2 separate regions of the Homo sapiens genome follow, and region 2 is linked to region 1. A link is an interaction called in ENCODE POLR2A ChIA-PET data of the cell type or tissue named here. Cell type or tissue: CD4-positive, alpha-beta T cell. All regions are shown on one strand.

Region 1 (5,000 bases):
AACAGGAGAGAATCATGATATGATTACCTTTAAATGAGATTATTAAGTTTATGTTTCTTCAAAATGTGTAGTAGCTTATAGATGGGGCGTTAAGTGGTTTCTAATATTTTCCTAAGATCTGAGATAAAATACTTCTTTCTAACGTTGTCTTTCATTATCTGTTCATCTGTAGCTGAGTAACACAGAGAGATTCTTCTCCAGGTCTTGCCTCTGAGTGACAGTCTTAAAGGCATCAGTTGTGGTAGTGGGGGCCAGCCATGTTCAGTCACTTAGGCCTTTCCTTCGGTGTGAAAATATCTGGCTGGACCCACAGGAAATGGTTTGAGAGACTAAAGCAAATGGCTTCTGTTTCTTACATCGTTTAAGGAGTCCATGCCCAGATGGCTAAGACAGAGAGGACTGAAGAGGAAGGGTGTCAAGGATGGTACAGCTCCCAGTTACAGATATGGTGGCTTCCACGGAGATCAGGCAGAGTTCTGAGCTTTTGGAAACTACCTGAAAATCTTCCACTAGCTCTCTTTACATGCCTTGGTGACAGCAAGTTCCTGACATTTTTTTTTTTTTTTTTAGATGGTGTCTCAGTCTGTCACCCAGGCTGGAGTGCAGCGGTGTGATCTCGGCTCACTGCAACCTCTGCCTCCCAGGTTCAAGTGATTCTCATGTCTCAGCCTCCCAAGTAGCTGGGATTGCAGCCACCTGTCACCACGCCTAGCTAATTTCTATTGTATTTTTAGTAGAGACGGGGTTTCATCATGTTGGCCAGACTGGTCTCGAACTCATGACCTCAAGTGATCCACCTGCCTCAGTCTCTCAAAGTGCTGGAATTACAGGCGTGAGCCACCATGCCTGGCCCTGCTTGATCATTTTTGAAAAGCAGAAATCCAGGAACAGACCCGAGGGAGTTACAAGGTGTAGAATGTTGAAGGTATTTCTCAAAATGCTATTCCTCTTCTCAATACCAGTTCAGCATTCTCCTCCAGAGATCTGGTGTCTCACACTGCCTTTTGTGCTGTAAAAGCCAAGCCAAATGAGAGGCATTTAAATTATTTCTGTTGCCTAGGAAAGAGAAATATTATCCACAGTAACAAAATCATCAAATTTTATTATGCACAAGTTAGTGCTATATATTTAGGAGTTTTGCTTTAGAGGATATAATTTAGAAAAATGGGACAGCTTTTCATTGGCTTGGAAGTTTCTATTGTCAAAACATATTACCAGGAAAGTACAATACATTGTAAAATTATAAGGAACTGCAATTCAGTCCTATTTTGACTTTATTTATAAAAAAAACAAATTAATAGCAAATGAATAAAACTTTTAAACCATTATCCGGGTAATAATACTAAACAAAACAACTAATAAAACAGCCGCATTCAAACAGCTGTTTAAGGAAGCCCAATGATATTTCATCCATTGTCAAACTTGGCATTTGAGCAGAATAAAGACCAAAGTAAATATTTATTGATTCATGTGAGAATACTGAAAATTTCTCTTTTATAAGTAGAATAAGCAAATAAACCATGATTTATAAAAACCCTGGCTAACTAAAATCAGCTAATGGGTCTATTCAAAAAATTCTTATCATGTAAACTGTGAACTGACAATTATAATTGAAAATTACCAGTTTCTCTATGAATTTAATATACATATAGTTAACCACCTGCTTGACTGTTATACAGAGCCATTTAAACGTGCAAATGGACGTACAAATGTTTGAAGTCTTTTGAACCAAACACATTAATTGCCAGTCTGTGTTAATGGAAACACACAGAATGGATGCCTGCCTCTCTCTGTAATAAATATAAAAATTCCCTGGGCTTCCGAGTCTCCATACTAAGCACACATGGAGGCTTTTTATAGGAAAAGCTCATTTAGAGATTGAACCCCTCAACCCCAACCAAATAGGTAATAAGGAGACAGGAAACATTGTATTGGCCAGATTGACTACAAGCAGACTGCATTCCTCACACTGTTCTGTCCAAGTGGGAGTCCGCAGCCCAGATGGCTACAGAATTGGCAGTGAGAAGTGAGGCAAAGTTCAAAGCAAGCCCAGGGGCACATTTAGTGCCCAGTTTGCTCCCTGTTGATACCTGGGCAGGTGACCTTGTGCTTTTCCTTAATGGCCTGGGGACCCCCATTATGACTTCCCCTGGACCTGTCCTCACCATGCAGTGATCCACAGCTAAGATGCTCTTCCTCCTTAGCAAGATATATCAGCCCCCTGTCCTCTGGCCCGCAGGCCCTGGGTGTTTCAAATAGAAACACAAGGATGGCCTGGGGTGCTCCTCTGCCCAGCCCCCCACTCAGCAGGGGCCACTCAGCAGGGGCCATCAGCTGTCCGAGCTAGGGGCCTCTCTGAGGGCAGGTGGTAGGTCCCTCCTGCAGTCACTTTTCCATGACTCTCTGGCCATTGGGGTGTAGATGGAGGGGGCCCCAGCTTGACTCTGAGCCAGGGCTCAGTGATGTATGTTGATGCCTGGAAAACAGCTGGGGGCCTGTGGGGTCTCAGAAGACCCATCCTAAGGTAAGAGGATGCCAGGGAAGCTAAGCTTGGCTCAATTCCAGAGCTTTAGTGTTCAGAAGGGAGGTGAGACTCTGGATCACCTGATTTTTGTCAGCAGCCCAGTCCTAAGATTGTACATCTGAGTCTTACCCAGAGGAAAATCTGCAAAGGAAAAGGTGAAAACAGCAGTTTCTCTAAAAACAAGGTAATAGGGTGGGGCACAGGAAGCTGTTTTTTTGTGGGGAGCCTCTACAAAACAAAATATAAAATCGACCGGGTGCTGTGGCTCACTCCTGTAACCCCAACGCTTTGGGAGGCTGAGGCCAGTGGATCACTTGAGGCCAGGAGTTCAAAACCAGCCTGGCCAACATGGTGTAACCCTGTCTGTACTAAAAAAAAAAAAAAAAAAAAAAAAATCAGCCAGGCGTGCTGGTGCATGCCTGTAATCCCAGCTACTCAGGGAGGCTGAGGCATGAGAATTGCTTGAACCCGGGAGGCAAAGGTTGCAGTGAGTCAAGATCACACCATTGCACTTCAGCCTGGGCGACAGAGAGAGACTCTGTCTTAAAAAATAAAAATAAAACAAAATATAAAATGAAAAAAATCATTCTTCTTCACTTTCCCCAAATCAATCCTAGCCTGGGATTGTGAAGACTTCAGTGCATTAGAGGTGATGCTAAGGAGTAGCGGAGATTGACTTATTCCTGGAGACTTTTAGGAAATTCTTGGGAGTAGAAGATGGACTTGGCGAGAAGCTGAGATTTTTCAAGATCAAGTTGGGGTAAGAATTAGCAACATGGGGATCTTGTTTTTAATGAACCCAATTCACCTCCACAGGCTGACGATGCCTGGGAACACCCAGACAAGGCGAAGCATGAGTTCAGTATTACCTGTCAGATGTGTTTCTCACCTCCCTGTCGGATGTGTTTCTCGCCTCTGCTGCTGTCTTTCACCTCTGCTTTGCCTGGTTCCATCAGTGCCACACCCAGCCCGGCCTTCAGCTTTACTCTGCAGGGTTGTTTCTGAATGAGCTTTAGGTATTATCAAAAATATTATCCTTTAACCTCAAAGGATAAAGACTCTTCCCTAGTGAAGATATAAGAAGACGAAGCCACAGGTTCTGAGGGCCATTTCGAGAGTGCTCTGGGCATCCTTTGAGCACATTCGCGTCACCTTCCTTTGCAGTTACTCCTCATATGATGAGCATACCACCCGGTCCTGGGATTAGACAGGGAGAAGGGCCCGCTTTCACAGGCCCCAGGCCACTGTTGACAGAGCCGCAGGAAGAAGAAAGAGACCCAGGTCTCTTGGGAAATCAGGTCCTCATTTATTTGTAGGCGAGAGAGATAGAGAGAGAGAGAGAGAGAGCAGAAAATCAAAGACAGCCTGAGAAACATGTCTGTAGCCTCTGACCATGGACACTTTTCCACAGAATACAAGTCCTGAAAAAAATGGTGTGCAAATCATCTGTGGTCTGGTGACCTCTAATCCAGAGCCAGGCCTTGGTCCCTGGCAGCCCCTGTGGGCAGGCCCAGGGCAGGCTGGGCCTCCGCACAGAATGGGGAAGGAGAGGGCACTAGAACTGGGGGAGATGGGAACTGAACCAGCTGTACTGCTGGTCTCTGTGGGGGATGCCATCCAAGTGCCAATGGCCAAAGGGGCCTGAGGTTTCTGGCCCCATCCCAATGTCCTTGTTCGTTTCTGGGAAGACACTCTGCATGGGGACTGTTTAGTGACAGCAGGAGGAATTTAGTGCTAGAAGGCAGCAGGTGAGGGAAGCTTCTTGGAGGACGACAGCTGGTGTCTGTGGATGTGGGGAGCTGGGTTGCCCCAGTAGAAAGAACGAGGGGAAGGTGGTCAACCAAACCCCTTTACCTGGAATTTAGGGGTCCTGGGATGGGGGCTTTCAATGCTAAACCTGGGGAAACCCTGGGCAAACCAGGACAAGCTGGTCCTCTGGGGAAGGCCAAGGAATAGCTGTGGAGGGCATCAGGGCCCTGGCTGGGCAAGAAGAGAGGTGCCAACATCAGCATTGTTTAGGTCTTAAGTCATAAAGCTCCTTCACAAAAATCAGATGCAAAGAAAACCCCAATCCTCCCTCCTTTAACACACACGCACACATACGGGCACACAAACCTACAAAAAAGACAATTTCCTCTTAGTGAGCTTATCTAATGTATACAGCCCTCATTTCTGCTGATAGCAGCCATTTCTGATTTATTCCTTGCTGTAAGAAATTTCTTATACCTTCCTTCCCCTGGGGTTCCTGGTGTTGGAATTGAAGCTTTGGGTCTCCACTAAGTGGGTTGATGTGGAAAGGGCTTCTTCCCAGTACAGGCCCAGTCTTCTGTGTGGGTCATCCAGCCCAGGGGAGGCAATGGGTGAGCAAGGCAAATGCTCAAGTGTCCAGGCTTAGACCAGACTTGGGGCAAGATGACACATTCCAGCTCTCTCCAGCAGCTGCCATGGAGTCTGTGAAGGTACTGTTTATCTTGGA
Region 2 (5,000 bases), 180 kb before region 1:
GAAACCCCGTCTCTACTAAAAATACAAAAAATTAGCCGGGCGCGGTGGCGGGCGCCTGTAGTCCCAGCTACTCGGGAGGCTGAGGCAGGAGAATGGCGTGAACCCGGGAAGCGGAGCTTGCAGTGAGCCGAGATTGCGCCACTGCAGTCCGCAGTCCGGCCTGGGCGACAGAGCGAGACTCCGTCTCAAAAAAAAAAAAAAAAAAAAAAAAAAAAAATCCTGGACTCAGCCAGACTCACAGACACATCAGGACTAGCAGCTGTGGAAAGGAGCTACCCACTCCAGGTCTCCTCCACTCATTCGGACAAGCTGCCTGCAGAAAGGAGCTACCCACTCCAGGTCTCCTCCACTCATTCGGACAACCTGCCTGCAGAAAGGAGCTACCCACTCCAGGTCTCCTGAGAGCTGTTCTGTTGCTCAATGAAGCTCCTCTACGCCTTGCTCACCCTCCAGTTATCCATATTCCTCATTCTTCCTGGACTCTAGACCAGATCTTGGGACCTGCTGAATGGCAGGACTGAAAGAACTGTAGCACAAACAGGGCTGAAACACATCCCCTGCTCGCCAGGTTGCAGGCAATGAGGAGAAGTACTGCAGCTTTTTGGGGAGCCCAGCCCTAGGGGTTCCCTGACCCAGGGCTGACACCCTCTTTGGGGCTCTGTGGTTCCTGGCACCTCCAAGCTTCTGGGAACCACTACATTCCCTCATGCCTGCAGTGGAAGCCACCTGCAGTACACCTGGTCCAGTCACAGCCTTGCAAGGAGCTGGTGCCTGTGTTGGTGCCTGGAGCTGCCTGCCCCGCTGTAGCTGGCATGCCTGGCTGTATGCAGTGGCTGGACCTCATGCTTGCTCACATACCTGTTGCCACTTCATGCCTGGCTCACCCTTGGCAGGTATGGGATCCAGGCTGGTAGCACAAGCCAAGTGCAGCCTGCAGGGACAAGTGGGCAGAATGAATGCAGTGGGCCCAGGCAAACTCAGGAAAGGTACCACCAGCCACATAGGTTTCCACCTGGAAAAGCAACACCCTAAGGATCCTGTGACACAGTAACTTGCCCAAGGTCAAGCCCCGGAATGTACAATGTCCAGGATTAGAACTTCTGTCTTTCCAAACCCAATTCCTATTCTTGCCCCACTGCAATGCTCTAAGTCTGAGCAAGCCATTTAATAAAAGACGGCCTTTTGAAAAAAAGTTCAAAGAAATCAGGGGCCTAGTGGAAGCCGGGATTGTTCGATGATGACTTTCAATTTTACCTGCTCCTCTCATGGCCCAAGCCTTTGGTGAGTCAAAGATGTCAGCTCTGCTTGATCAGTGGCCCTAAGTGCAACGTATTGGTTCACAAATGTAGCTCCTGGGGGTCTGAGGCAGAAGCTGATGAGATCCGTGTGTAGCCCAGTTGGTGTGCTGGGAAATCTTGTTGTTTCCAGCTCTAAAGAACAGAGAGACCTGGAGAAAATACTTTACCTGACTGCCACCTTTTTTTTTTTCAAACCTGTAAATTCAGGGGTCTAGGCTAGAGGGTCTTTAAGGCTCTCTTTTGCTTGGAGACTATTTGTAGCATTACAGTCGTGTGCCAAATAGTGATGTTTCCATCAACGACAGACTACATTTACAATGGTGGTCCCACAAGATTTAATACTGTATGCTATGCTTAGATACACAAATACCACGAGTTACAATTGCCCATAGTATTTAGTGCAGTAACATGCTCTACAGGTTTGTAGCCTAGGAGCAATAGGTCATACCATACATCCCAGGTGTGTAGTAGGCTCTACCACCTAGCTTTGTGTAAGTGCACTCTATAATATTTGCACAACAGTGAAATCACTGAAGGCCACATTTTCCAGAATGTATCCCCGTTGTTAAGTGATGTGTGGTTGCTTTTAGTAATTCCTCCAACCACTACAGTACAGCCACTCTCTGCATATCAAACTGACATTTTTCTTTACTTCTTTTTGTGATCTTAATTGTGTGATCTTCATATTGGCTAGTTCTTTAAGAGCAGCGGTTAAAATCCCTATTTTCATGAGCCCCAGTGATGAGAGATTTATATTTGAAACCAATCTCTCTTTTCACTAACCAAAAAGTGTCAGTTATCCCCATATAAAAATACCGATGAGTCGGATTAACTGTCCACAAGTGCTTCCCAAACTCATTCCCATACAACCATGAAGCAGAGAGTGGAGCTGCCGTAGCATTTACAAAGCAGGAGCTGACACTAGGCATATTTGAACACCATGAGATATGGTATCACTGGGGACAGAGAGTGAGTTTAGTTAATAATGAATGGCATATCCCATAAAATACCATTACACAGTGTTCAGGGCGCAAGAATGATGACATAATTATTAGGAGACTGGGAGATTAAGATATAATTTAAAAAAACATGACAGGGGAGGGTGTAATTGGGGAGACAAAATACACAGGAAGTTTGTAATTTACATGTCAAAATACCTTTTTCATGTTTTGATTGGATTAGACGCTGCCTTTCCACTCCATTTATCCTGGCTTCAATTAGAGGCAGCCAAAATGACATCTCACGTTCATATTCTTGACACACGCTGCTCATGGGCACCTTCTAATGCTAACCGACAGGAAGGGGAAAGGGAAACTCGGTTTTGCCTCTGTCCTGCACTTTTTACTTAACCCCTAATTTGTTTCTAAATGAGCCTGTCACTGCGGTTCACGAGGCTTTGTGCACAGGATGTGGCAGCCTGGTCTTGGAGGAAGCTCCCCGTCATAACTTGATGTGCTCCAGCCCTCCCCTGAGGGCCTGCTGGGAGACTCTAAAACTGGGCAGGAGAGCAGCAGTTTCCTTTTGGAAGAGGATGGGGTGAAGACACATGTGAGGAGCCATGCCACATCATCAGCGTCAAGTATTCATGGTGTCAGTGACCATCAAGCACGTCTCCCCATACCTGAGGATGTGGGGCGGCAGATGCTCCCTGTGATGGTTAATTTCAGATGTCAGCTTGGCTGGTCTTGCAGTGCCGGATAGCTGGTAAAACGTGATCCCTGGATGTGTCTGTGAAGGTATTTCCAGGAGAGATTAGTTTGGAATCAGTAGATTGAGTAAAGAAGATCTCTCTCACCCATGTTTGTAGGTATCATGTAATCATTTGAGGGCCTGAATAGAAAAAAAAAAAGTGGAGGAAGATCAAATTTACACTCCCTGCTTGAGCTGGGACATCCATTTTCTCCAGCCTGTGGACATCAGAGCTCCTCGTTCCTGGGCCTTTAGACCTTTCCCTGGTTATCAGGCCTTTGAATTCAGGCTGAATTAGACCACTGGTTCTTCTGGGTCTCCAGCCTGCACACAGCATATCATAGAACTTCTTGGTTTCCATAATTGCATGAGCCAATTCATAATAAATCTCCTATGCATGTATCTATATCTCCTACTGGCTCAGTTTCTCTGGAGAACCCTGACTAATTCACTCCCCTTATTTCCCTTTGTTCCTTTCCTCCTGGCATTTACCTTGAGGCATCCTGCATACAGTCAGTGGGGCCAAATCCTAAGGTTTTCATTTGCTTTGAATTTCTGGTACCTCCTTTTCTTGGAGAGTTGACAGGCCAAGGCCCATCTGAAAACCATCAGTGAAGTATTTACCTCGATTTTCTTTTACTTCTGCAAGTAACGTATCTACCTACCTGAAGGCATGAAGTACCCAGCTGGCAATTATAATTACCTGCAAGGTGAAAGATATGATTATATTCTCACATATTTGACATAAGACCTTATGCTTTGCTTGTATCATCTTGACACTTTACTTAGATGCAGTGATGCTCCATCTAGATACATTTCAATATATATTGGCAACAAGCATCCATTTAAGACCTTATATATTAGGAGTGACTGATGAACATACGCCCTTCTACCACTTATCATATGCTGGGCTGCTCTTTTAAGGAGCAAGACTTGGCTTAAACATGAGACCAAACAAGTGTTACCTGGTAAAAGTGACGGGCTCTTCCCTCCAGCTGCTCTCTCAGTTCCTTTTACAGATCCTGTTTCCTGATCTTTGATCATCAGTTTTAAATAGGACATTATTCATTTGGGTCACTGAGTGGTCAATTGGAGAAAGCTATTAAGATGATCAAAATAAATGGACCTTATAATGGGGTTGTTCAATATTCTGGGAAGGCTGCAGAGTGAAAAGATTTTGAACAGGCTGATTTTGAATTCTCTTCTGCCATTTACTAATTGTGCTACCTTCAACTAGACACATCCTTCCTGAGCCTTAGTTTCCTCATCTGCACGTTGGAGATAATAGTAGTCTAACTTAACATTGTTTAAATGATCAAATGAAATGAAGCATCTTAAATGCTTGTCAGGAAACTTGGCATAACAGAGTATTTGGTAAAGGTTAACAGTTACTTTTTCTTTGTTTTTCAGCCACATGTTCTGACAGTTTCTGTTCATCTGTTTGCTCACGCTGTACTTGGCACTGCCTTCATCCCTAGTCCCAGAGGACAGCCTTTAGCAGATGGGTTTTCTTTCTTTATTGAGAACTTTCCTCACATGTTCATGGTTTCCACCTTTTTATGGCCTCTAATCTGCCAGGAGGGCAACTCAGTACCCATGTCACTGTGATAATATAAATAGATGCCTAGGAAAAAATTACATCATTTGAAGAAAGTGTAGCAGTATTGCATTAAACCAGGCTTTGGAAACATCTGAAATTTCTGACTGAAGAGTAGCAGGGATTCGCAAAACTTGGGGTACTCAGATACCACCCAGGTGTCCCCAGAGAGATCACATACCTCCTCTGGCCAGTGGAGACAGACTAAATTTAACCCTAGAACTTAGTCCCAGCAAACCTTCTAACCTCACACCGTGAGTCTGTCCTGAGCCCCTCTACCTCCAGGTTCCCTGCCTTAGACCGTAATGGAAAAAGGCCCAATACATCAGCTTGATGAGGTTTCTGAGATCGTGTAATAATCTTCATGATCTCTTGGGTGCAAAGATGAGAGCTGGTCTGCACCACCACACAGGGCA

Evidence for each region. Peaks named below come from ENCODE experiments on the same cell type or tissue, not always from the same donor. Only the 100,000 strongest peaks of a DNase experiment are listed, where the experiment ranks them.
Region 2: POLR2A ChIA-PET joins it to region 1 with 10 read pairs; 2 of 35 experiments call an interaction of 5 or more read pairs at or near these places.

What each region holds. Positions count from the first base shown.
Region 1 is chr15:97,978,980-97,983,979 of GRCh38, reverse strand. No RefSeq gene overlaps it. Among named protein-coding and RNA genes, the nearest start is that of ARRDC4, 21 kb to the right of the region's middle. In CD4-positive, alpha-beta T cell, no CTCF peak of the experiment used is centred here; no DNase peak of the experiment used is centred here.
Region 2 is chr15:98,158,088-98,163,087 of GRCh38, reverse strand. No RefSeq gene overlaps it. Among named protein-coding and RNA genes, the nearest start is that of LINC01582, 72 kb to the right of the region's middle. In CD4-positive, alpha-beta T cell, no CTCF peak of the experiment used is centred here; a DNase peak (open chromatin) is centred at 2,687.